5 separate regions of the Homo sapiens genome follow, and all the other regions are linked to region 1. The links are chromatin loops, found by intact Hi-C in ENCODE. Cell type or tissue: A673. All regions are shown on one strand.

The links. Hi-C counts contacts between places; a loop is a spot of excess contacts. Peaks named below come from ENCODE experiments on the same cell type or tissue, not always from the same donor. Only the 100,000 strongest peaks of a DNase experiment are listed, where the experiment ranks them.
Region 2: a loop joins it to region 1, with 4 times the contacts of the local background. A loop is called at or near these places in 33 of 110 quality-filtered maps.
Region 3: a loop joins it to region 1, with 4 times the contacts of the local background. A loop is called at or near these places in 19 of 110 quality-filtered maps.
Region 4: it touches region 1 in a loop (4-fold over the local background); 42 of 110 quality-filtered maps call a loop at or near these places.
Region 5: a loop joins it to region 1, with 2.8 times the contacts of the local background. A loop is called at or near these places in 3 of 110 quality-filtered maps.

Annotation. Positions count from the first base shown.
Region 1 is chr12:131,831,501-131,836,500 of GRCh38, reverse strand. All of the region lies in intron 1 of MMP17 (matrix metallopeptidase 17), which reads right to left. Among named protein-coding and RNA genes, the nearest start is that of MMP17, 5.6 kb to the right of the region's middle. RefSeq lists an enhancer at 3,330-3,939. In A673, CTCF peaks have their summits at 82 (motif pointing left) and 2,540; DNase peaks (open chromatin) are centred at 2,550, 4,030 and 4,550; H3K4me3 peaks cover 896 bases; H3K27ac peaks cover 1,562 bases.
Region 2 is chr12:131,607,120-131,612,119 of GRCh38, reverse strand. No RefSeq gene overlaps it. Among named protein-coding and RNA genes, the nearest start is that of LINC02414, 39 kb to the left of the region's middle. RefSeq lists an enhancer at 4,286-4,475. In A673, a CTCF peak has its summit at 2,918 (motif pointing left); a DNase peak (open chromatin) is centred at 2,889.
Region 3 is chr12:131,999,471-132,004,470 of GRCh38, reverse strand. The region is part of intron 12 of EP400 (E1A binding protein p400); the gene reads right to left. Among named protein-coding and RNA genes, the nearest start is that of SNORA49, 29 kb to the left of the region's middle. In A673, a CTCF peak has its summit at 2,751 (motif pointing right); a DNase peak (open chromatin) is centred at 2,790.
Region 4 is chr12:131,102,571-131,107,570 of GRCh38, reverse strand. It overlaps ADGRD1 (adhesion G protein-coupled receptor D1), which reads right to left. Exons shown (of 25, transcript NM_198827.5): 16 at 2,637-2,740; 17 at 1,706-1,817. Among named protein-coding and RNA genes, the nearest start is that of LINC01257, 60 kb to the left of the region's middle. RefSeq lists an enhancer at 2,467-2,536. In A673, CTCF peaks have their summits at 2,515 and 2,725 (motif pointing left); a DNase peak (open chromatin) is centred at 2,690.
Region 5 is chr12:131,752,804-131,757,803 of GRCh38, reverse strand. SFSWAP (splicing factor SWAP) reads right to left here. Exons shown (of 18, transcript NM_004592.4): 8 at 4,441-4,681; 9 at 3,305-3,436; 10 at 2,325-2,418; 11 at 1,160-1,331. Among named protein-coding and RNA genes, the nearest start is that of SFSWAP, 44 kb to the right of the region's middle. In A673, a CTCF peak has its summit at 2,348; a DNase peak (open chromatin) is centred at 2,333.

The DNA of each region.
Region 1 (5,000 bases):
AAGAAATCCTAAAAAAAAAAAAAAGGAAAAAGAAAAAAGAAAATGCTTGTGACTCATTTATGCCACCTGCTGGGCCTCCAGGTTCTGGTCTGCAGGAGCTGGTGATGGGGTGGTCCTGGCCAACCCTCCTGCCCACCAGCAGGCAGTGCTCAGAGGAATGAGGCACCACCATCCTGGAAGTCCCAGGGGCATCAGCAACAGGCCGTGCTGGCCAGGAGGGGCCTCACAAGACACTACATGGGATCTGCACACCCCGAGATCCCCCTTCCAGGAAGCACTGAGTCCTTCCCGGGGCCCCCCTCTGTGCCTTTACCCCCTTTCCAAACCCTACTGACCCAGCCCAGCCCCTCAGCCCCTTGGGGAAGCCAAGAGTGTGTACAGAACTGGGGGCCCCTCCAAAGCTATAGGCACGACAGGACGTCAAAGTGGACGTTCATGACTGGGGTGGGCAGCTTCTCTGGAGGGGCCTTGGGGGTGACAGCCTTGGCCTTGACAAGCTGGCCTCCCACTTCCGCCCTGACCTCCAGGGTGTGGGGATCTTTGGCCCCGAGCATCCGGTCCCACACTACCTTGCACCTGCAGGGTTTACTGAGGGTGTCCCATGATCAGTCACCGCTGTAGGTGCTGGAGATGCCCATCAGCACATTCTGCACTTTTTAGTCCTTTGTTAAGATCACAGCTCAACAGGGCCACTGTGCCTCATGGTTACAATAGCCTGTCACCTCCTCCAGGAAGCACTCTGGAGTTTCCTCACATCATCTATGATATTGGATGATGACCCCCTGCCCCCTCACCAGGGAAGGGTCCACACAGGCAGGTGCCTTTCCCACCCAGGCCAGCTGCTGCCTGGGTTGGGCCAGCAGGTGCTGAGACCCCTTGGGAGGACAACTCACCCCCCAGCCTTCCCGTCTATAAGCTGAGGTCATGGCTGGTAGCTGCACTGAGTGGCCCATTTACTCTGTGGGGTTCACGGTGGCGGTTTGGGGCACCCCCCACTCTGGTCCCCAGGGAGCTGGGCAGCCTGGCCACGAGGCCACATGCATTTCAGGAAAGTGGAGCCGGGCCTGGCAGGCAGCACTCCCAGTGGCTGTGGAATGTTGCCCAATGTTTGGAAGCAGGTGGTTTAGTTGCAGGTGTGAGCGGCCAGCCTGCTTCAACTCATAGAACCAGGGCCCCAGCACCAGCCCGGGACAGGCAGCCCCGCCCATGATAAACAGGCACTGTCGCCTGTGGCCCCAGAGGCACTGGAATTTGAGCATAGAATGGCATCGAATCTTGGGGGGTGGTGGGTCTGTGGGGCAGGGCTGGTGGGTGCCTCCTACCTAACACGAGTTTGTGCTCAGGGGGCTGTGCCCCAAATCTCAGGCTAGGCATCCTGGGAGGGGCCGTCTTGGGGGCTGGAGTGAGAGGGTGGGAACCACTTCCTAGTTTGCCAGGGACACCCCAACAGAACAAGCCTTGCAGGTTTGGGAGCCACCAGCCTTCGGGTGGACACAGGTAGAAGTGGCCACCTGCCCCAGGGGGCCTCCTGAGCCCACGAGGCGCCCTCGCCCAGCCCTGACCTGTCCTGTGCTCCCAGTGTGGGTGGAGGCGCGGCTGTGGGGAGGCCTGAGCCTGCAGGGAAGAGGCGGCAGGCAGCTCACCAGGCAGCTCAGGTCCATCTGGGAGGGGGCGGCTGATTCCTGGCTAGGGCTTGGAAATGTTGACCCAGGCTAATGGGGTGGTGGTGGTGGCAAGGTGGGCTTGTTAGCTAAGGGGAGTAGGGGTTAACCAGGCCTGGAGCACAGTCCTGGGGCAAACCCCCCCACTGCAGCCAGCAGCTCAGGGCAAATGTGGCTGCCCCTCCCCACCCCTCCTCTCCCGCCAGGCCTCTACCCTGACCCACTCCCACCCACAGTGGGTAGGGGGATGCCTGCTGTAGGATGGCCGCTGGGGTGGGGGCCCAGACTCCCCGCTCCAGGTGTCCCCCTCCCTGCCCCCTGCCCCCAGTACCTACAGAGCCTGTGGATCCCACGCAGGCAGGGGGGCGTCTGATCCTGGGAACCTGCTACCTGCCCCCCTCCACGCCCACCCGCCGCCTGGTCCTCCCTCTGCTGTCGCCACGGAGACCGCTGTCTCCAGGGCAACAGAGGCTGTGGCGGGCGGGTGCTGCAGCAGCAGCAGGGTGAACCTTCCAGAAGGCCACTGGGGAGGGGGAGGGGCTGCCGGGAGGAGGGAGGAGGCGGGAGGGGGCTGCCAGGAGCTCCAGGGAGCCCCAACCCACGGCAGCCACCCCCTGGCTGATGCTGATTTCTGGAGCTGCCTAGGAGAGGCGGCCGCTCTCCTGCTCCTCCCATGGGCTGGGCCATTACCAAAGATGGGGACACAGAGGCCAGAGGCAGAGCCCTGCCCTGGGGGGCACAGGCAGGAAGTGGGCACCCACAGCCCCTGACTCTGACGCAGATGCAGGCAGCTGCCCAGGCCCACTCTGGATTCACCGTTCAGCCATGCTTGTTGTCTGACACAATGCGTATCTGTTTCCAGCCTTAAGAGGGCGTAATGCACACAGCACAGAATTCCCTTTGACGGTTTTTAGGGAATTTATGGTTTTTGGGGAGTTTATGGAGTGCAGGCCCCGTCCCCGGGCTTTGGGTTGCACTGATTGGTTGTAACGGCCCCTCCCGCCCAGGGCACCCTGGCTGGCGGGTGCATGTGTGGCCTTGCTGTGCCATGGTGGTGGCGCCTGGGCCTGGCCCCTGCAGATGAATGAGGGCCCGACCCCCATACTCATCTGTGACCCAACCTGCATGGGGCCTGGGGGCAGGGAGAGCAGGTGTCATCAGCCCCATTTTACAGATGAGAAAACTAAGGCTCAGAGAGTGTGGATAACCTGTCCACGGTCACACAGCACACGGTCAGTGATGGAGCTGTGGTGTGGTCCCAGCAACCACGTCTGACCCACTCAGCCATGCGGGGTTCCCCTGCACCGGCCTCCTCTGGGGGCTGACCCTCGGTTGGAGTGACCCCCTTGCTCCAGCCTCTTCCGCAGGGACACTGCCAGATCCCCTGAATCCGTCTGTCTGAGCAACTGGGGAGAGACTGAGACCGCGGGACCCCATCCCACTGCCCACAGGGGAAGACGGGATCGTGAGGAAGATAAATAGCAAACACCTGAACACATACACGCGTCTCAGGCGGTCATTATGTCCTGAACAGTAATAACTGCTCTATTCGATCCTAACAGCCAACAGTTATCCAGCACTACCCAACCATGCCCACGTCATTCGTGCCCATGTCCCTCAGGCACTGCAAGGCTGGGGGTGGTCCCTGCTGGAGGGTGCCTGGCACAAAGCAGGTGCTCACAGGCAACTGAGGGTTAACCTTATGAAGTGGGTGTTCTTATTACTCCCAGTTTACAGATGAGAACACGGAGGCACAGGGAGTTCGGACATGTATCCTCAGCTCAGCCCAGGCTGTTGGCTTCCGGGTCTCCGCCTGTGACCACTGTGCTGTGTGGGGGTGAGGGATGGGCTGGAGGGCTGATGAAATGGGTGCTCAGGGAACATCCTGGGGGACACGGAAGGAGCTGTCCAGGTGATGCGTGGGGCGGTGCTCACATGCTCACGGTGGTGGGGACAGCAAGTGCAAAGGCCCTTTGGCAGGGAAAACACACAGCGCAGAGGAGCGGGTGTGACAGAGTCAGGGGGCGGGGTGGAGAAGGAGGTGGGCCAGATCGCGTGGAGCCCTTGGGGCCAACATGAGGAGGGGACTTGCTTATTACTGCAGGGTCCACAGGGGAAGCCAGGCTCCACACCCCGTCCTGTCCCTGCCGTCCTGTCCCACTCAGACGGTGCCCAGGAGGGCCCGAATCCCAGAGGCGGGTGCCCAGGAGGGCCCGAATCCCAGAGGCGGGTGCCCAGGAGGCTCCCACCCACTGCGTGACAGAAACGCCGCCCTGCATGCGTCTGACACCTGCCCTGCGTCCACAGCCAGGGCAAGCGTCCCACGGGATCTGCTGCCAACAAGGAGGCAAACTCACGCATGCGCAAAGTGCCCCTGGAACCCCCAGGAAGACACTGTGTCAGGGAACACCCTGCAGTGCCCCCAGATCCTCTCCAGCCTTCCCCCTTCCCGTTCCCCCACAAGATCCTCTCCAGCCTTCCCCCTTCCCATCCCCCTCCCGGATCCTCTCCAGCCTTCCCCGTTCCCGTCCCCCCGATCCTCTCCAGCCTTCCCCCTTCCCGTCCCCCCCAGATCCTCTCCAGCCTTCCCCCTTCCCTTCCCCTCCAGATCCTCTCCAGCCTTCCCCCTTCCCGTCCCCCCCAGATCCTCTCCAGCCTTCCCCCTTCCCTTCCCCCCCAGATCCTCTCCAGCCTTCCCCCTTCCCGTCCCCCCCCAGATCCTCTCCAGCCTTCCCCCTTCCCGTCCCCCCCAGATCCTCTCCAGCCTTCCCCCTTCCCTTCCCCCCGCAGATCCTCTCCAGCCTTCCCCCTTCCGGTCCCTCCCCATCCTCTCCAGCCTTCCCCCTTCCCGTCACCCCCCAGATCCTCTCCAGCCTTCCCCCTTCCGGTCCCTCCCCCAGATCCTCTCCAGCCTTCCCCCTTCCCATCTCCCCCCAGATCCTCTCCAGCCTTCCCCCTTCCGGTCCCCCCACGCCGATCCTCTCCAGCCTTCCCCCTTCCCGTCCCCCCCCAGATCCTCTCCAGCCTTCCCCCTTCCTGTCCCTGAACCATCGGAAGCACCTCCGCTGATCGCACGGCAGCCTGTCCTCACTGGCCCCATTGCGCAGACAGGGAGACTGAGGCCCGGCACTTAGTTGGGTGGCAAAGCCCACGTCCAAGGCAAACAACATCCCCGGAGCCATGAAGACGGCTGTCAGAAGGGGACCGCGGAGCAAGGGACAGTCAGACGTCTCTCATGGCGAAATCAGGCCATGGTCTAACCCTCCTGCCTGTCTTGGTTTTGGCTGGGGGTGCTCGCCTGAAGCTCTGGGAGCAGCTGCAGGGTGAGAGGGGACACCC
Region 2 (5,000 bases), 220 kb after region 1:
AGAGAGGTTACTTTCAAGTGGAGAGCCAGTGGCGAAGTAACTTAATTCTGCAAAGTGTCGTGACTCAAGACTCAGGCAGGTGGAAGGAGCGGGTGGGCGGCTCACAGCGGAGTGGGGAAGGGGCAGGATCCCCACGATGTCAGCGGCCAGGTGGGGTGGAGACCGAGGGCAGGACCCCACCCCAGGGGATTTTTCCAGGGTCTCGACAGCACCACAGGCTCACCCCATCACGATTTGGAATACGTGGCCCTGGGTTTCCTCTGGGCTGGTGGGCCATTTGGTGGGGCACAGAGCCGGAAACAAGTGCACCATGGATCATGTGGCATGGCTGCAGGGAGGACAGGGCCTGGGGGGCACAGAGCCAGGGCACAGGGAGCCTGGGCCTTCTTGTGCAGGTGGGTGGGGCCATGCTGGGCAGGGGGAGCAGGCACCCCTGCCTGTACAATGGATTGGCACAAAGGACCCCTGAGTGGACTCAGCCCACGTCAGAGCCGTTTCCGGGCAGTTGGGTGCAGGCTGGATGGAACCCCACACACCACGTGTGGACTCAGCCCACGTCAGAGCCGTGTCCGGGCAGCTGGGTGCAGGCTGGATGGAACCCCACACACCCCGTGTGGCTGAAGGGTCTCTGGTTGGCTTCTCTCTGCCCCAGCCCACGTGAGGCACAGTCAGCATGAACTGTGGGGCCTCCGCTCTGCTGAGCCCCAGGGCTAGGTCTGCAGAAAGCAGAGGCTCATTTAGACCCCAAACACCCAACTACCCAAGGCACCAAGACTGGTTGGCTGCAGAGGAACTGAGACCCAGAGTTATTTTTAATGAGTGAAATAGAGGAGACGGCTTCGTCTCCGTCTTCCTGGCCCAGACACTATCTCCCTCCCATCTCCACTGTGCACACCCGAGCCGCAGGCACCATGCCCTCATTCCACAGGCACTCCAGCCTGCCCTGTGAAGGCTGCTGCTGCTGTAGCAGGTGCCTTGGAGGCTCTGCCCTGCCCACATGCCGCTCCTGTTCCAAGAAACAGCCCACAGCCCGACCCTGCAAACTAGCCAGCCTGCAGTGCGGCCCACATCTCCAGGAATCTGCTGTCCACTGGCGCCTTCCGCCACACCTCCGCTGTTCTTGAGAGCATCCTTGGGCTTCAACTTCCCCATACTGTGCTGCAGATGAAGTTAGTTTCCTTGGGAAGAGACCTGGAGCCCTCACTTTTACCCTCCCCTGGGCAAAATCCCTGAGCCTCCACTCTGGAGCTGGAACTGTGTGTAGGGACATTGCCCGCTTCCTGCCAGGTGTCACCATCCTGTCCCATCTTAGGGACCCAGGACTCTATCCAGCAGGCTACGGTGTGGGAAGGGATGCTGTTTAAACAAGAAGGCAGAGGAGCTGGCAAGCGGGCCCAAGGGGTGTCCAGAGAAATGGGAGGAAAACCAGGAAAGTTTAATGACAGAAAAGGCAAGAAAAGAGAGGGTGCCAGGAAGAGGAGGCCGGCTGCCCCCGCTCTCCCTTGCAGGTGGCTTTGTCATCTTTCCTCTGCTGGTCTGACTTCTCTGCCCCTCTGTCCATGAGGCAGAAGGTGCTCCCCACCCAGCACACAGCCCCGAGATTCCTCATATCTTGCTTACGAGGCAGGCTCAACCCGAAACAAGACTCTTGGCGCCCAGGCCAGGTGGCCAGGGAGAGGCCTGCTTGTGTCAGAGGTCATCAAAGGTCCAGTCAACTGTGCCCTGGAGGGTGTGGCCTCCTCATAGACAGGTGGGATCTGGGACCACTGCGGGCAGCCACTCTCCAGCTCCTTCAGACGAACCTGCTCCAACGGACCCAGTGTTGCCATGGGCTATAAAACGGGGGACACTCCTGTCCCACTGCAGCTCTGCAGGCTCTTGATTAATTTCTGAGGTTGACCATCAGAAGCTTCACATTCGTGGACGAAGACAGAGAGGGCCTCCACCAACAGGGCTACAATGTTGTCTTTTCATGCCTTGTTCCCTACCCGTTGGGCAGGTGAAGCCACGGCTGTTTCTTTCATGCCGCTCTTAAGGCTATGGGAACACAAGGCCCACATCTCCTGTTTTGTAGCTGAGTTCTCTAAAGCTTTCCATGATGGCCCCACCGCCCTTCTCTCATGATCAAAGGTGCCAGCGTCACCAGCCGCTTCCCTGGGATGCCCTGCATTGCTGCCAAGGAGCCAGGGATGGCTTGGGGCCGCCTTCCCACCAAAACCCCACAGCGAGGTCCCCAGAGTCTCTCATGGTTTGCTGCAGGCAGCCACATTCCTGCCTCCAAGTACTGATTTTTGAGACAACAGAGCACAGCATTAGGCTTCAGATGGATTAGCTAGGTGCGCTAGCCTTCCTCAAAAAGCTGCTGGAACAGACAGTATTGCATTCATGTTAATGGCTGAGTAGTACCCCTTGGTGTATAGACACCACGTTTTCTTTATCCATTCAGTAGCCGATGGGCAGCAACTCGGACGGAGCTGGGGGCATTATTCTAAGTGAAGGAACACAGGCGTGGAAAACCAAAACCACATGTTCTCACTTGTCAGAGGGAGCTAGGCTGACTACGCGAAGGCGTACGGAGTGATGTAATGGGCTCTAGAGGCTCAGAAGGAGGAGGGCGGGATGGGGCTAGGGATAAAAAGACCTACACGCTAGGACAATGGACACCCCTTGGGTGACGGGGGCACTAGAATCTCAGAATTCACCACCACACAATTCATGCATGTAACAAAAACCACCAAAATGCTATCGAAGTAGAAAAAAAACCTGTAAAATACAAAAAACAAACCAACTTCTTTTTGTTTGGAAAATCAACAAATTTGATTTTCCTGTTGTGTCTCTGACCACAGCCTGTCTGGCGGGAGGAGTCGGTTGCAGGCTGAGCAGGAAGGGCGGCCCCAACCTCCCCCTGGAGGCCCGTCCTGGAACTGCGTGTTTCTGTTCCCGCAGAACCACAGAAGCCACGTGTCAGAGTGAACATGGGGTGTTGGCTTGGCTCCCCCAAAGATTTTAAAAGCAGAAACTCTCCAAGCAAAATATCTGCGTTGTCTATGGTGGAACTTGCCTTAGTGATGTTGCTGCATTCGCCAACACCTGCTCCATATCAAAGACAAAATAGTGGTGAGGAGGTGTGGGGATACGAGAGACAATATCCCAAACTGGGCTTAAACATAAGTGATCACACATGGTGTGGCGCTTTCACATAAATTATGCGCGTTTCCATGGAAACAACGCAGAAATCAGACGAAGGCAGTACATGCCAAATATAAAGTATTTAATTCTAAACAGTAACAGATTTTAAACTGTTTATTCCCAGAATTGCTTCAAATGGTCACATGGCAAAAACAAATGCCATTAATGTGTTTTTGCTTCTCTCTCATTTGTCCATTGCATTGATTTCCTATGAAATGTAAATAAAACAATTAAAACAAAATTGATATCGAATGCAACTGAAGAGAAGTAAAAATCGCAAGCCCCAGTGGTATTTTTAATCAGAGCTAACCCATCATAGATGAAAATTAAGGAAGAATTTATGCTAGGACTGTAATGTTACTAACTGAGGACCTTCAATTCTTTATTCACCTATTTAAATGATCTTTGCTGGACATTTCTAAGAGTGAAATTCTTCATTTACAGTTTCTACCGCTCAATTTTGTAATAAAACAAAAATGTCAGACCATCCAGACACATGAAAGAGCCAAAATGAAGTATCCCACAAAGACTTTTGGAAGGTAGAAAAACAAACAAACAAACACAATTCATCAAAAAAACCCCAACCTACTGATGTTGAGAGAAATCACAAAAACAATCTGAGGATGGATGAATGACAACCAGCCCCTCCTAACCTCCCAACATGGTAACTATGATAAATTACCACCGGTGACAGTGACTCACCCTCCACCACTGCTGGAATCCGTGGCCTATACACAAAAAAGTCTGGAAAACAACTTGAAGGACCATGTGTGTGAGAAAGAAAAGGAATTCTGTGTGTAGGGGAAGATGCCTCTGTAAGGTCTGAACAGCCTTCCTGAAGGCATCCCTGGTGCAGTGTGACCACGGATGACCGCACCCGACCAGCCACTGCATGCAAAGTGAGATCTTATGGCTGTCATACTGAGCATGCACTGAAACCGGTGACCCAACACCATTGGGTCCCTTCCCTGAGGCACCTGTACTCCGTGTGAATACACAAGACACACAAAGGTTGAATTAGTAATCTCATACTGGTGTTGGTATGTTTATAGTTCATAAAATACCTCCGCATCCTTCATGTTTGCTCACAAGTCTGTTTAATATTAAATGAAATCACAGATTCTCAGAACTGGAAGGAACTTCAGAGGACAGCTAATCTGATTTCAACTGACTCAAGACAGGCTTAAAAATAGAAAATGAAACAGAAATTCAAAACAATGAAGACACAGGCAGTACAGGAATAGCTGTCAGTGGATTGTACAAACACTCACTTCTCTTCCTCCTAACTCCCACAGAATCCCCCAGGTAATGTCGGATCCAAAATCTACCTCTATGATTCCACTGAGATTAGGTTGAGATGAGTTAATGCCAGAGTTAAACCGGAATAGAATACCAACTGGCAAGTTTGAGAGGGTGACTGGGAAGAATCTGAGAGGGGAAACAGATGGACGTGGCCCTCCATATCCATAGGCCCCATGTCCTTGGACCTCAGATCAAAAATATTAAAAAATAACCTGGGGCCGGGCATGGTGGCTCACGCCTGTAATTCCAGTACTTTGGGAGGCCGAGGTGGGCAGATCACTTGAGGTCAGCAGTTCAAGACCAGCCTGGCCAACATGGTGAGACCTCATCTCTACTAAAAATCCAAAAATTAGCTGGACGTGGTCTTGGGCCTCTGTAATTCCAGCTACTCGGGAGGCTGAGGCAGGAGAACCTGGGAGGTGGAGGTTGCAGTGAGCCAAGATCGCACCACTGCACTCCAGCCTGGGCAACAGAGTGAGACTCTGTCTCAAAAAACAAAAAACAAACAA
Region 3 (5,000 bases), 170 kb before region 1:
ATGTTAAAAAGTATAATAAAACATAATTAAGCTTTTTTTATAAAACACTCACCCTAATTGCTTAAAAAAAAATACCACACATTAATTAAATCCCCAATAACAGTGGGCAAAGGATATGAAGCTGTTACATACATAAAAGTGTAAAGGGCAATAAAATGTTTTTTCATTAATCATCCCTGGAAATCAGTGCACAATTTGTTAAGTACCAAATTATCAACCACCTTAAAATCATAACACTGGGAAATTATTATGAATTAGATACTCCCACATGCTGCTGATAATGGCATAAACTGGCTGGATTTTTCTGGAAATCAACACGGAAAGCTGAAGGGCTTTGGAATCCAATGCCCTCAACCTCATCATTTCCCCTTTTAGTGAGTCTATCCAGAGGAATGACAGAAATGTGAACCCAGATTTCTGTTCAAAGAATGTTCACACAGTGGTAGATCTAACAGGGGAAAACCCTTTAGTTGGGCTGTGTACTTGTGATATGTGAGCTTGTTTGCATCTGTATTTTATGTCAAAGACTGTTGAGCCAAAACAACAAATGCCATGGACAAGCACCCTACAAGGACCATGTTAAAGGCACTGTCCACTTGGGACTAGCAAAACACTTTTTGAATTCATTTGCTCAGGATGTTAAATATTTGCCACACTGGCTTGATGGACATAGACCTAATGGAGCCCAGTGAAAGTAAGTGTTGGCTGTGGAATTCAGGTGGTGTGTCCATGATGTTCCTAACAAGGTTCTTCACCTTTCCTGTCTGTCTGATGCTTCCAGAGCGAAATGCTGGGATGCACCACTACAGCATATGATGCTATATGTAAGTAGGAAAAACAAGCCAAACCACTGGAAACTTCCAGTAAGAAGATAATTCTGTAAGGTGTCTCAGAACAAACAATACACAGAAATCAGCCTCCACATATGGAAATGAGTTAGAAAATGAAATCGAAGAAAAAAAAACCTGTTTAGACAGAAAATTAAATACAGTCGTCCCTCAGTATCCCTGAGAAGGTGGTTCCAAGGCCCCTTTCGATACCAAAATCCAAGGATGCTCAAGTCCCTTATATAAAGTAATGTATATTTGCACGTAACCTATACACATCCTCTCATATATTTTAAATAATCTCTAGGTTACTTATAATACCTAATACAATGTGAATGCTATGTAAATAGTTGTTACACATTTTTTTGGTATCTTTTTTGTAATTGTTGTACTGTTATTTTGGCTTATTTGGTTTGGGGGGTTTTTTTGGTTGGCTGTTTTTTTTTTTTTTAATATTTCTTTTAGAGATGGGGTCTTGCTATGTTGCCCAGGCTGAACTTGAACTCCTGGGCTCAAGTGACCATCCTGCCTCAGTCTCCCAAGCAGCCAGGATTACAGGTGTGAGCCACCACACCCAGCTGTGTTCTTATTTTTTACTGTTTTGCTTTGTTTTGTTTTTGGTAAATATTTTCTATCTGTAGTTGATCAAATTCATGGATTTGAAACCCATGGACATGAAGAGCTAAATATACTTAGAATTAAACTTTCAAAAATTCCACATCTCTGTGAAGAAAGCTCTAAGAGGTTCCTGAAGACCATGAAGAAGCCTTGACCCAATGAGAGGCTCTGCTCATGGATTCAGCTCGACACCATAAAGACAATGGGATCCCCAGGAACCCACCTCCTGGTGTTCACTCCTGGTCTCTCCCACACTGACCTGGCCTGACCGGTGTGACCACCATATGTGAGAATGACCGTAGGTGACTTCCAAGACTCAGCTACAAAAGATACTACAGTGTCTATCCTGCTCCCTCATGGATATTTGCTCTCGGACACCAGCCCCAGGTCAGGAGGACACTCAGCCTGCCCTCAGCATGCAACCAGAGCCCATCAGCTGGCAGAATGAACCAGCCTGGAATGGCATCCTCCAGCCTGCTACATCAAGCCTTCTGAAAACCATCTTCACAGGAGACCTGTGCCACAACCACCCAGCAAGGCTGCTCCCAAACTCTGCCCCACAGAGTATACAGCGCTAATTTAATAGGATATCTAGTAAGTCAAGAATGCGCACCATAATCAGATAGCCCCTACAACAAGAATACAGAAAGCTAACAGAGAAGAGGAAATGAAATAATTTGTAAATACTTGCCTGATGCTTTAACCATAAAGAGATTGACTAAAGAACAGGTGAGAAAATACAAGATAAATTTTAAAATTAGGATAGATCTAGGCCCAATTATTAATAGAACAGGCTTAAATTTAATACAAATGTACTAAACACTCCAATTTAGAGACATAGGGACATTAGAATAAACTGTAGGGCAGAGAAGACCAACTATATGCTGTTTACAAGAGACATGCTTTACAAAAGAACACAGATCAGAAGTTAACAGAAACTCTCTCTAGAGGAAACTCCTTCACTGTCAGGCCTAAAGTAACTTCCACAATGAAGTTCCAATATGTGGGCGGCAAGCCATCCAGGTGCCGAGGCAAGAGACCGAGGGCACGAGCTGTTCCAGTGTAATAAAATATATAAAACAACAAGAGTTATACTAGATCTAGATCATAGACATGATTATATACGAATATCATTAATCACTAGTTTGTAGCAATTACTCTTTATTCCAATATTATAATAATCCTCGCTCTATAATCATAACCTAGGAAAAGCCAGCCCATACAGAGATAGGAGCTGAGGAGACATAGTGAGGAGTGACCAGAAGACAAGAGTGCGAGCCTTCTGTTATGCCCGGACAGGGCCACCAGAGGGCTCCTGGGTCTAGCGGTAACGCCAGGATCTGGGAAGACGCCTGTTGTAGCCTCAGTGTCAAGGAAAAACACCTGCTACTTAGCGGACCGGGAAAGGGAGTCTCCCTTTCCTTGTGGGGAGTTTAGAGAAGACTCTACTCCTCCACCTCTTGTGGAGGCCCTGACATCAGTCAGGCCCACGCACAGTTATCCGGAGGCCTAACCGTCTCCCTGTGATGCTGTGCTTCAGTGGTCACACTCCTAGTCTGCTTTCATGTTCCATCCTGTACACGTGGCTCTGCCTTTTAGATAACAGTAGCAAAATTAGTGAAAGTACTAAAAGTCTCTGATATGCAGAAATAATGGCGTAAGCTGTCTCTCTCTCTCTGCCTCGGCTGCCAGGCAGGGGAGGGCCCCCTGTCCAGTGGACACGTAACCCACGTGACCCTACCTATCATTGGAGATGACTCACACTATTTACCCTGCCCCTTTTGCTTTGTATCCAATAAATAATAGCGCAGCCAGACATTCGGGGCCACTACCAGTCTCCGCGTCTTGGTGGGAGTGGTCCCCTGGGCCCAGCTGTCTTTTCTTTTATCTCTTTGTCTCGTGTCTTTATTTCCACAATCTCTCGTCTCCACACACGGTGGGAAGAAACCCACCGACCCTGTGGGGCTGGTCCCTACACCAATAAATTGTCAAAAATCACAAAGTACGCTAGGAAACAATGTACCATCAGCAGAAACCAGGATTCATAAACGACAGCAGAATCAGACCTGCAAAAACATCACCCATGCAATTATTAGGCAGAGATTATAAAATTTCATATTTGAAGAAATAAAAGAGATGACTGAAAGTCTGAATACAGAGCAAGAGATAATTTTAAAATTTCATGTAGGTTTTCTAAAAAACCATTGGGAATGTCTTAAAACAAACTGGTAACTGGAATTTAACACTTAATCAATGGGTTAACAAAAGACTAGGAAGAGCTTAAAAGAGAATTCATAAAATAGAACACAGATGTGATAAAATTATCTAGAATCAAGTAAAACTGATGACGTAATAGGATAACAATTCTAAACCTATATATGCACATACTAACATAGTCTCAAAATACATAAAATGAAAACTGACAGAAACTTAAGGAGAAATAGGTACTCATTATCATAATGGAACATTTTAACATACTTCTCTCAGTAATTGATAGAGCAAGAAGACAAAAATCAGTAAGGATAAGAACTGGATAATGCAATCAACAAGTTCTACCTGGTGGACTGAGAGAGAGAATTGTACCATAACCTGATGAATGCATGTTGTTTTAAAGCATGTATGGAATGTTTATAAACTGGTCCATTCAAAACCTACCTCAACAAAATCCAGGTCAGTGAGAATCCCATACATCTTCTGTCTGATCAAAATGCAATTAATGTAGAATAATAATAAAAATATATATTGAAAACCCTGTATTGTTTGGAAATTAAGAAACATCCTTCTAAATAACTCATGGGTCAATAAAATATATATACAGGGGAAATCAGAAAATATTTAAAACTGAATAATAAATATGATATTCAGCTAAAGCAGTATTACGGAAAAATTCAGACCCTTAAATGTTTATATTAATGAGCTGATGAAAATTAGGAAGCTAGTCATCCAAGTTAAAAACTCAGAAAAAGATGTTTTTAAAAAAGAAATACTACGAGCAGAAACAAAACAGAAAACAATATACAGGCGCCAGATTAAAAAAAAAAAAAAAGAATCTGACAAACTTTTGACAAGACTATCAAGAAAACAGGCATAAATACACAGTATTAGGAGAAAGAAGGGACATACATACAAACACAGCCAAGATCGGAAACACTGTAAGGAGAAATTATTGACAATGTATGCCAATAAATTTTAAAATGTAGATGAAATAAAGAAATTCCTAGAAAATTTGACTATCATAATTGACTATGAAGAAAAGAAAAAGTCATATTCCTCAATTTAATGTATGAGGGCCAGGCACGGTGGCTCAGCCTGTAACCCCAGCACTTTGGGAGGCTCAGGTGGGCAGATCACCTGAGGTCAGGAGTTGGAGACCAGCCTGGGCAACACGGTAAAACCCTATCTCTACTAAAAATATAAAAAATAGCCAGGCATGGTGGCTGGTGCCTATAATCCCAGCTACTCAGGAGGCTGAGGCAGGAGAATCGCTTGAACCCAGGAGGCGGAGGTTGCAGTGAGCTGAGATCGTGCCACTGCACTCCAGCCTGGGCGACAGAG
Region 4 (5,000 bases), 730 kb after region 1:
AGCCCTTCCCTGGGATTCTGACCCAGGTCTCTGGGAGAGCGGGACCCATCAGAGCCCTTCCCTGGGATTCAGACACGGGTCTCTGGGAGAGCGGGACCCATCAGAGCCCTTCCCTGGGATTTAGACACGGGTCTCTGGGAGAGCAGGACCCATCAGAGCCCTTCCCTGCGATTTAGACACGGGTCTCTGGGAGAGCGGGACCCATCAGAGCCCTTCCCTGGGATTTAGCCACAGGTCTCTGGGAGAGCGGGACCCATCAGAGCCCTTCGCTGGGATTCAGACACAGGTCTCTGGGAAAGCAGGACCCATCAGAGCCCTTCCCTGGGATTCAGACACAGGTCTCTGGGAGAGCGGGACCCATCAGAGCCCTTCCCTGGGATTCAGACACAGGTCTCTGGGAAAGCGGGACCCATCAGAGCCCTTCCCTGGGATTGAGACACAGGGTTCTGGAGGAAAGATGCTCTCCCAGTCCCCTAGGGCCACCAGCTGGGATTATAGACACCTGGAGCTGCTGCAGACCTGCCTCCCCTCCTGCTGCCAGCACACAGTGGGACCTTGCTCCCCAGTATGGACTTGAACAGGCAGCGTCAGCATCACCTGAATGATTGATAGAAATACAGCATTCTGAGCTCCACCCAGAGCTCCTAAACCAAAATCTGCACTGTAAGGAATCCTCATGGGAGGTTTCACACCGGAGCCTGAGAAGCGTCCAGCAGGAGAACATGAGGCCAGTGCACACCCCATCCATTCCACGGTGCATCCAGGAACTTCTCAGATGCTCCCGAGTCTGAGGTGGGGTGCCCTGTGAGGGAGGTGCTTGCTGCCACATGAAGGTGGGTCTGTCCATAGGCAGCAGCCCCAGGACATGCATGGGGACAAAGGGCTCTGCTGGGCAGTGAGGAGGAGAGGCTCTGCTGACCCGCTAGGCATGGGATAAAGCGTTCATCTTCTGTTGGCCAATCCTGATTGCACCCTAAGACCACAGGCTTATCCTGCTGGGTTCCTAAGAGCTTCTGCCAGAACCAGCTCCCTTTTTCCTCCCACACATGGAGCAGGCAGCCCTCTGTTTTTCTCTTCCATCAACTAGCTTACAAGCCCACATCATTCCACTGCTGGGTCACTTCAGAGAGTCTCAGCTCTTTGCCTTCTGTGAGGTCTAAGACTTCTTAGGGCCCCAGAGAACCCCCCACTCCATGCAAAGGGCAGGGAAAGATGGCATCTAGGTCTGCAGGTCTGCTTCGCTGAACAGAGGTGGCACAACTGTTTGCTGTCAAGCAGCTGATGAAGGGCACAGCCTGCAGCCAATAAGAGTCTTGGTCTGCCCACACCAGGCCGTCAGCTTGGCCAAGGACTGTGAGCCCTGTGCCCCAATTCCTTTATCTGTAGGCTGAGAGGATGACAGCTGGTTAGAGGGTGACATGGCTTCACAGATGCAAGCCCTTGTCATGGTGCCTCGCGCGTAGCTGGTGCTAGGCAGTGTGAGTGGGTGGCGGCAGCGGCAGCTTTACCCGAGGCTGGCGTGCAGCACAGAAACCAGCTCATGCACGTCACGATCTCTGCTTCCCCCGAGAAAACCACAGCCCTGGTTGTCTGGGGAGATGGGTTCTGAAATTTGAGTTGAAAAAGCTAGCAGAAGGTGCCACCCGGTGACATCCGAGGAGGCAAGGGAAGGACAGCGCAGGAACACGGAGCTGCGCCCACTCACCGTGCCCGGCTCGAGGCGGAAACTAATGAGCAGCAGGACCTGGGCCACCAGCACGGCGAAGGACAGGTTGGCGTGGATGTGGTAGCGCTGGTTCCGGATGGTGCTCACGGAGCTGAGGACAGAGGCAGGGTGTGAGGCCTGGGCCCTGCGCCGACCCAGTCCCCCAGGCTGGGCTCCCTGGCCCCACGAAGTCCCTATATCCATTCCTCCAAGAGCAGCCAGAGGGGTTGCTGTCACTCCCTGCTGTGGACCATCGATGGCTCCCTATTGCTCTTGGATCTGACCCCAGCTCCTTCCATGCCCACACAGCCCTACACAGTCTGACCCTGGGCCATGGCTCTGCTCTGAGTTCCTTTCTTTCCCAGCTCATGTTCCTGCTTCTCAAAGCCCCAGCTTATTCCAGCTGTGGGGCCTTTGCATAGCTGTTCCCATGCAGTAAACCCTCTCCCAGGTCCCCGCATGGCGGCCCAAATGTCTCCCTCAGCGTAAGCTTCCTGACCACTGCTGGGACCTAGCTGCACCCCTCGCTCTCTGCCCTGCTGCCTCGTGGCGTGATCACAGTGAAGATGTTTGTTCTCGCTTTTGTTTACTTGGTTATTGTCCAGCCCCCATCCAAGCATGTTCTCATCTCTCTTGGGCACAGTCGGGCCCTCAAAGCCGACCACACGCCTGTGCTGAGGAACGTGGGAGCGAGAGTGAATATCTGAGCACAGGGCTGAGGTGTCCCCAGGCCCATGGCCATCCCCTTTTGCCTGGCTCGGGTTCCACCAGAATTCCTGTGCCTGGGCTGGGGGCCTTTCCAGACCTTTCCAGCTAAGCCTGGTGCTCTTACCTCCACAGCCCCTCCCCTCTCCCGTGTCTCTTCCATCTTGAGATCTGGGTGCAGGCAGGGGCCGAGAGACTGTTGGGTGGATTAGAAAAGGGGACTCACGACAGCACGGCGAAGGTGACCAGCGTGGCCACCAGGCAGAGCACGGAGAGGGAGCAGCCCACATAGCTGATAGACGACAGCGCCACCTGGTGTCCGCGTGCAAGCTGCGGGGAGCAGAGCAGAGGCGTCAGCAGCAGGCCCAGGCACCCCATCGGAGCCTGAAGCTGCAGAGGGCCCAGGTGGGTGCACAGCTGGTCCCCTGTGAGTGTGGTGCTGACCACCAAGCCTGCCTCCCAGCCCAAATGTCTGTTGCTGCCACCGACAGAGGCCGGTGCTGGGGTTGCAGCCCTGGTTCTGTGCGTGCATGTCCGGTGCCCCGAGGTGCCCTACAGAACACTGAGGCTCCCTCAGCCACAGTCTCCAGACTGTGGCTGCCTGGCCCGGGCAGGCGCTGAGCCTCCTGTCTACACTGCAATACACAGGGCTGCAGACTAACAGTCAGCCCCAGAGCCAGACCTCCCGGGTTCAAGTCCCAGCTGGGCCACGTCCTGGCTGACAATCTGGGCCATGTGACACTCGGCTGTGAAATGAAAATAATGACCCCTCTCCATTCCCACAGTGGCCGCAAGGACTCCATGAATTTACAAACATAAAGTGCTGGAGCAGCTAGGGAAGAGCTGGTTACCGCCCCGGCCTGAGGCCACGACCCTCCCAGTCCCCGCACAAAGTAGTGCTAGGGAAGAGCTGGCTACCGCCCCCGCCTGAGGCCACAACCCTCCCAGTCCCCGCACAATGGCTGCCGCCTGCACACTGTGGGCCTCAGGAAAGCTCTCTAAATGGACACGGTGGTGATCGCCAGCACCCGTGTCTGCTGGGTCCCAACACCTTGTGGGAATGAGGCAGAACAGAACACACCTGGGGATTAAGCGGCTGCAGGGCCACAAAGGATAGAACCGAAGCCGCAGTTCACCGACCGCACAATCCAGACGGCGCCCCCTCGGTTCTGAAGTCGGGGCCTCAAGCTCAGACACATGTGACCCTGCGCTCCAGGAGGCTCCGGGCTCCTAAGCCACAGGCCTGGAAGGGCAGCCTCCCAGCTGCTCACGTGCAGGAGGGCGCCACGTGCTTCCTCCTGTGGCCCATGGCTCTTGTCAGAGGCCCAGCTGAAGCCTGAAGCCTGCATCATGCTGTCCCTGTCCGGCACTGAGGCCCCAGACCCCAGACCCACGTCCCCCCGTCCTCCGAGACGCCTGCCTCCAGCTTCCTCCTGTGGCATGCGGGTAGGGGGAGTCTAAATGCCTTCTCCCCGATCACCAGGACAAAGGAACAAAAGGAGGCCACTCTGAGTGTGTAAGGAGCTGTTGGCAATGAGGGAGGAGATGCCGCAGGCCCAGGGGGCCCCAGCTCAGGGTGAGGCAGGTAGTGCACTGGACCACGGGGAGCAACCTGGGGCCAGGGGGCCATGGGAAGCCCGAACACTCAGCAAGCACCGCCTTCAACTGTGATTCACAGCGGAGTGGGCTCACGCCCGAGGGGCTACAGACGTGCTAGATTCCTGGGTGCGTGGGGCTGGGGTAGGGGCAGCCTGGACGCCACAGCCTGTGCCTCCCATTTTAGCAGGAGCTCATTTTCACCCTGCAGGCCCTGGTATCTTCTCTGAGAACCAGTGCTTGCAGAAGGCAGGGCCTTGGCCTGGCCCCCTTCAGGAGTGAAACAGCTGTTGCCATGACACCAGCAGCATTTCCCCTGGAGGGGCCCTTTTGTGCTCTCCGGCTCAGGGACAAGGCAGAGAGGCTGAGGGCTGGGCAGAGCCACCTGTGCTGAACGCCGGCTCAGGCCTCAGCAGGCAAGGACCTGCGCACAACTTCCAATTTCCCAGGGGCTGGACTTCCCTCTCCACGGACGTTGTGGCTATCACGGGAAAGGTGGGCACTGCGTGGCCAGGGCCAGGGAGACGGAAGAATCCCCCTTCCAGGTTCATGATGCCCCAGGGAGAGAGGAGGGGCAGTCACAGGGGAGCCCATCAGTATCCCTGAGGATGAGAGGGAACTTTGAAGAAATGGGGCCCCCGTCCCCTCAGGAGAATGGCTGCGGTTTCTTGTTCTTGTTTCTGGTTATTGCAGAATCATGCAGTTAGGGGTAGGAGAGCCCCACTACTCCTTCTCCCATGGATAAACCTTTTTCCTTCAACTCCTGGGCCTGGCCTCCCATATTTGAGAAGACCTTCAGGCTGTTGACCTCTGACCCCTGGGAATCACAGCCATGCCCGTGGGCTTCCCTGCAGCAGGTGCCACGATGTCCCCTGGGTGTGTGCCTCCATCTTGGCTTCCCCTGACCCTCATGGGCTCTCCTGCACTGGGCTTGAGGAACTCAAGGTGGAGACTTTGGTGAACTCACACCGACTCTGCCCAGAGCCCACTCCCT
Region 5 (5,000 bases), 79 kb after region 1:
TTGTGCTCAGGTAACCTACTCGAATGAGAGGCCCAAAGACACATATAGTGAATTGCCTAGTTAGCGGTTCATCCACATGGATTTGGTTTCGCTGAATGATCACCATTCTCATACAACAAGGCATCTTTATGCAAAGGACGGTCCTCTTATCACCCCAGCCCACTTCCTCAATCTCTTGTCTCCACTCTGCCTTTCCTTCTGACCCAAGAGCTGTCGCCTCGCCCCACTGCCACACCTCACCCCACTGCCACACCTGTCACACTCCATTCCAGGCCACCAATGCCACCAGAAATCTCTGAAGTCGCTCCAGTGGCTTAACCGCATCACAAAGTCACCAGACTGGATAAAGTTATTCCGCTGACCTAAAGCCTGTCAGATGTGCTGGCCCCTCCCCGACAGGGTGCACCGGGGCAAGCTGGCCAAGGCTCCTTCACCAGCCACCCCCGAAGTCACTGCTGACCACCTACCGCATCTCAACACGGGGCCGGGCAGCTCGCACCACGGGGCTCCTGCCTAGGGCTGCACCCCTGCCTCAGAGCTTCCCGTTCCTCTCGCAACACCAGCTGAACGCCTCTACTCCACAGAACCTCCCTCCCGCGGGGGGAGCCCACTGCTGCTCCACGAGGTTCCTGGCTAAGGGCCTGCTCTGGCCTTTGCTTCTGTCTGCTTTTTAATTACACTGACTTTGTATTTTTACATGCCTGTCTGTCCTGTGACATCAAAGTCTTGCTCCAAGAACATAACAAAGTAACTGAAATCGAGTGAGTGAAGTATTGCCTGGTAGAGATTCTCAAGGAATCTGCTTTGACAAATTAATAAATGAATTTCACTGGTACAACAGTTTGCATATAAATAGTTTCAGAAGTCCCAGGGAGTACAAAGGATTATTTGAAACTTTCTGTACAAATGTCCAGTACACTGAACAGACTGTTAAACAGACACATACCTAAGGGCTGCTCACACTCACGTTACCTCCAATGCCACGCGAGGCAAGCATGACACAGCATGGAAGGCAGAGGTTTCACCACAGCAACCTCCAGGGGGCCGCCAACCCCACCCCAGCCTGCAGGTGAGGGCGCTGAGTCTGAGGTCACCGAGGATCCTACGCTTGCCAACTTATGGTGGAATGTGCAAGGCCAACATGCAAGTGGCAGCATACCTTTCACCAGCTTCCCGTCCGGGACGGTCTTACTGGACGATGCCTCCTTCTTCCCGCCTGAGCCTGCCCGTGCTCCCACCTCGGCTGCGTCTTCAGGCGCGCCATCCTCCCCAGCATCACTTGGCTTCTCGGGAGCAGAGTCTGTGGGAGCCTCTTCTGGTGCAGACACAGCCTAGAGATTAAATGTCACTATAAACTGTCAGCAGGAAATTATACAGAAATTTTAAAAAAAGAGAGATGTATACGGTATATGTTTCACTGGACAACGGCAATTGTACATTACTGCCCAAGCAGCACTGGGAACAGACTTCCAAATCCAGATCTGCTGTTTTTTCTTACAATGGAATGTATCAAAGAGGAATGGAAGATTTTCTCCTGTCTGAAAAAACACTATACTCTTTGAAGCCCTAATACTGCCTTGGGAACCAATTTTCAGTATCTTTTCTTTGGACACTGATTACTCAGAATTCTTTAAAAATACCAAATTATCCCCATCACCTACAGAGGAGTCAGTTTCTTTCAGTGTGGGCTATTGGAGATAAGGGTCTGAAGAAATCTCCTGAGAAGTAAGGCCCATGTCATCTCCTCACCAAAACTGGCTTTACAAAAATGTCAGGGTGTCTATATAACTGAGAAGAGCAGAGCAAAGGCAGAAGAGGGGGCTGTAGGACAAAAAGCACTTCCAAGTGCGCCAGCACCACGCTGGGGATCTGGTGAGGGGGAAGGGCGTGCAGGCACAGGCAGAGGCCGTGCTGCAGGACACCCCCAGCACCAGCTGGCCAGGCATGAGGCGCCCACTTATATTTTATATATTTCATACATGTTAACACAACAGAAGCAAGGTACCCGGCTGTCATGAAAGGTAGCTAGTAACTGTAGACGGCCAAAACATCGAACAGTTGAAGGAACAGGATTTTTTTTGTTTGTTTAGAACGTGCTGGACAAACAATCATCAATGCTGTGAACGTGGGCAGATGCTTTCAACAGATCAGGTTCCAGAGCTAAGGGGGACGTGAAAGATGGAGTATGCCAGACACACATTAAAAAAAGGTGAAGAATCACCCAGCCCTTTCACCTGTAGGAGAAGAAACAGAAAGCGACTTCTGATCTGGAAGGCGGAGCCACCTCTAAGAGCTTCACAGCCTCCCTGCATTCAGACACGTACCTGCATGCTATCGCCCCCTTCTTTCTGGAGGAAGAACTGCTTCTTAAACTCATAATAAGCATTATACTGGTGCCACGGCTGCAGGAACTCAAATCTGAGCAGAAAAAGAAAGAAAATGGGTCATTTACCAAGACAAGCTCACTGAAGTAACAACAGGCCCTGTTCTCCTAGCTCTTTACTGATCTCAACAATCCCACAAGGTGGTTACTGTTTTAGCTACTCATCTTATAGACGAGGGAGACTGCACACAGGGGGTCGAAATCGCTTGCCCGGGGTTACACAGGTCACGCTGCAAATGTGACAACATATCTTTACGTTTTATTAGTACTGAGGCGTGGGACATTGCTTGGTTTTTAAAAAGAAGGGTTTGTGTCTAGATTTTTAAGGCAGATTCTTGAAAACCATGAATTATAGGCTTTTATTTTAGGTAGCTTCAAAATTCCTACTTAAAAAATGAAACAAAAAACAGGTAACATAATTTAAAAACACCACCCAAGTCTAAGCAATTTAACAAGCCAATTAAAAAATGTATTTATCTAAAGACATTGGTTGGGCGTGGTGGCTCACATCTGTAATCCTAGCACTTTGGGAGGCTGAGGCAAGTGGATCACTTGAGGTCAGGAGTTTGAGACCAGCCTGGCCAACACAGTGAAACCCTGTCTCTACCAAAATACAAAAATTAACCAGGCGTGGTGGTGCGCGCCTGTAGTCCCAGCTACTCAGGAGGCTGAGACAGGAGAATTGCTTGAGCCCAGGAGGTAGAGGTTACAGTCAATCAAGATCGCGCCACTGCACTCCAGCCTGGGTGACAGAGCAAGACTCCATCTCAAAAAAAAAAAAAAAAAAAAAAAAGACATTTGAGCCAAGAAAAGGCTTAAAAATATATAAAAAAATTAATTCTGTACCTACATTTTTTTAAAAAAAGGCTAAACGAAACCCCCAAATGCCATATACCTAACATATAAAATTCTTCTTCTGACCTTTGATCATTCTTGGCACGAACACTGGTCTCGAACTTCAGGCCGTTCCTGGCGACATACTCGGCCAGCTTGTCAATCACGGGCTGGACGTCGGGGGGCGGGGGGATGATGGCGGCCACGGGGGCAAGTGCACTGCAGGAGAAGAGTCTGTGAGACCCCTGGGCTTCAGGGGCTCGCCAAGCTCAGTCCTGGCTGCTCGGGGGTCCTCACCGCCTCAGATGCCCGGAGAGACATGTGAGTTATAAACAGTGTGTTAGGGGAGGCTCTTGTTGAAGGTGATGCACACGACAGAAACTAAAGTCAACTAGACAGGATTGTTGTCAAGAGTGAAAAATGGGGATTTTAGTGATAAAAGGTGCATTTTTCCTACTAATTAACATTTCCCCCCAATCACAAGCTAATTCTTAGAAATAACAAAGAATAAGCAGTTTGTTGTTGTTGTTGTTATATTGAAAACAAGTCGGCAAGCATGGTTCAACCTCCTTCATTTCCTGTCTGACTTGCTCAGCATGACCAGAAAGAGTCGTTTTCACAGAAACTCGCGTGTTTCATTCCATTTCCCAGGAGTCTCCTTTCAAGGCAGGGCATTCCAGGCCCACTGGTAAAGCGCCTGTCTCATACTCGTCCCCTGAACACTGGGGGCCCTCGCTGCTGGAGAAGCTAGGGCTCTGCCGATGGCTTCACAGGTTAACTAAAGTAGCTGCCAGGGTCCCCTGGTGGCCAACAGCTTGGGAGAGACTCATGAAGCACCCCAACATCACCTGCGTCAACTTTATGAACCTGCATGTTTTGCAAACAACTGCAGCTTCACTGCATACTGATTTTGCCTAGCACAGCTCAACTGAGACTCTGACACAAAGCGCAAGAACAGATGCTGGAGATCTGGGGCCAGCGTGCGACGTGAAATGAATTCAACTTTATAAGTGGTTTAACTTCAATGCTAAAAAGTTTGTGCTACAACCATTTCTGTTTTCCTGTCAACTTTGTAACTTGGGGATTTGGAATAATAACTACTCAGACAATGGGGACCCCTGTATATGATCTAGATTACAAGCCCCCCATGGAGACACAGACGGCCCCAGTGACTGCAGTGCTGAGTGACTCACACAGCAGGCAGCGGTGGACGCTGCACCTACCTTGTGGTGGTGGTTGTGGAGGTGGCCCCGCTGCTAGTCTCTGCTGTGGTTGGGGGCGGTAGTGGTGTGGTCCCAGGAGGTGGTGGGGCGGTGGTCGTCACTCCAGGGGAGTTAGACACGGTCACGCCAGCAGGAAGGGTGCTGTAGTAAGTAGTCACGTCGATTCCGGGAGGGGGCGGCGCCAGGCAGTAAGTGCCGTCCGGTAGCATGTAGTAGCTGTAATACATGGCTGCCACGGTCGCTGTGGAGACACATTGCCCCGGAGTGAGCATGGCCGGCCACAGGCTGGTCCATGAGTCCACAATGCAGCCACAAGAGCCCTTCCCCCGGCAAGATGCAGCCTTGCCTCTGCTCACTTCCAACCATGCTGTTTTCTAGATTTTTCTGATACAAAAAGTTGTCTGCACAATATGCAATTTAAAAGAACCAGGCAAAGCCACAACACGCATCCAAAGACAGATGGAAAGCGAATGGCATGAGGACATTCAAAGGCACCAGATATGAATACTCTCTAGACAAATTAATGTCCTCCTTAACTTCAAAATGTGCAGGTTGGGAAC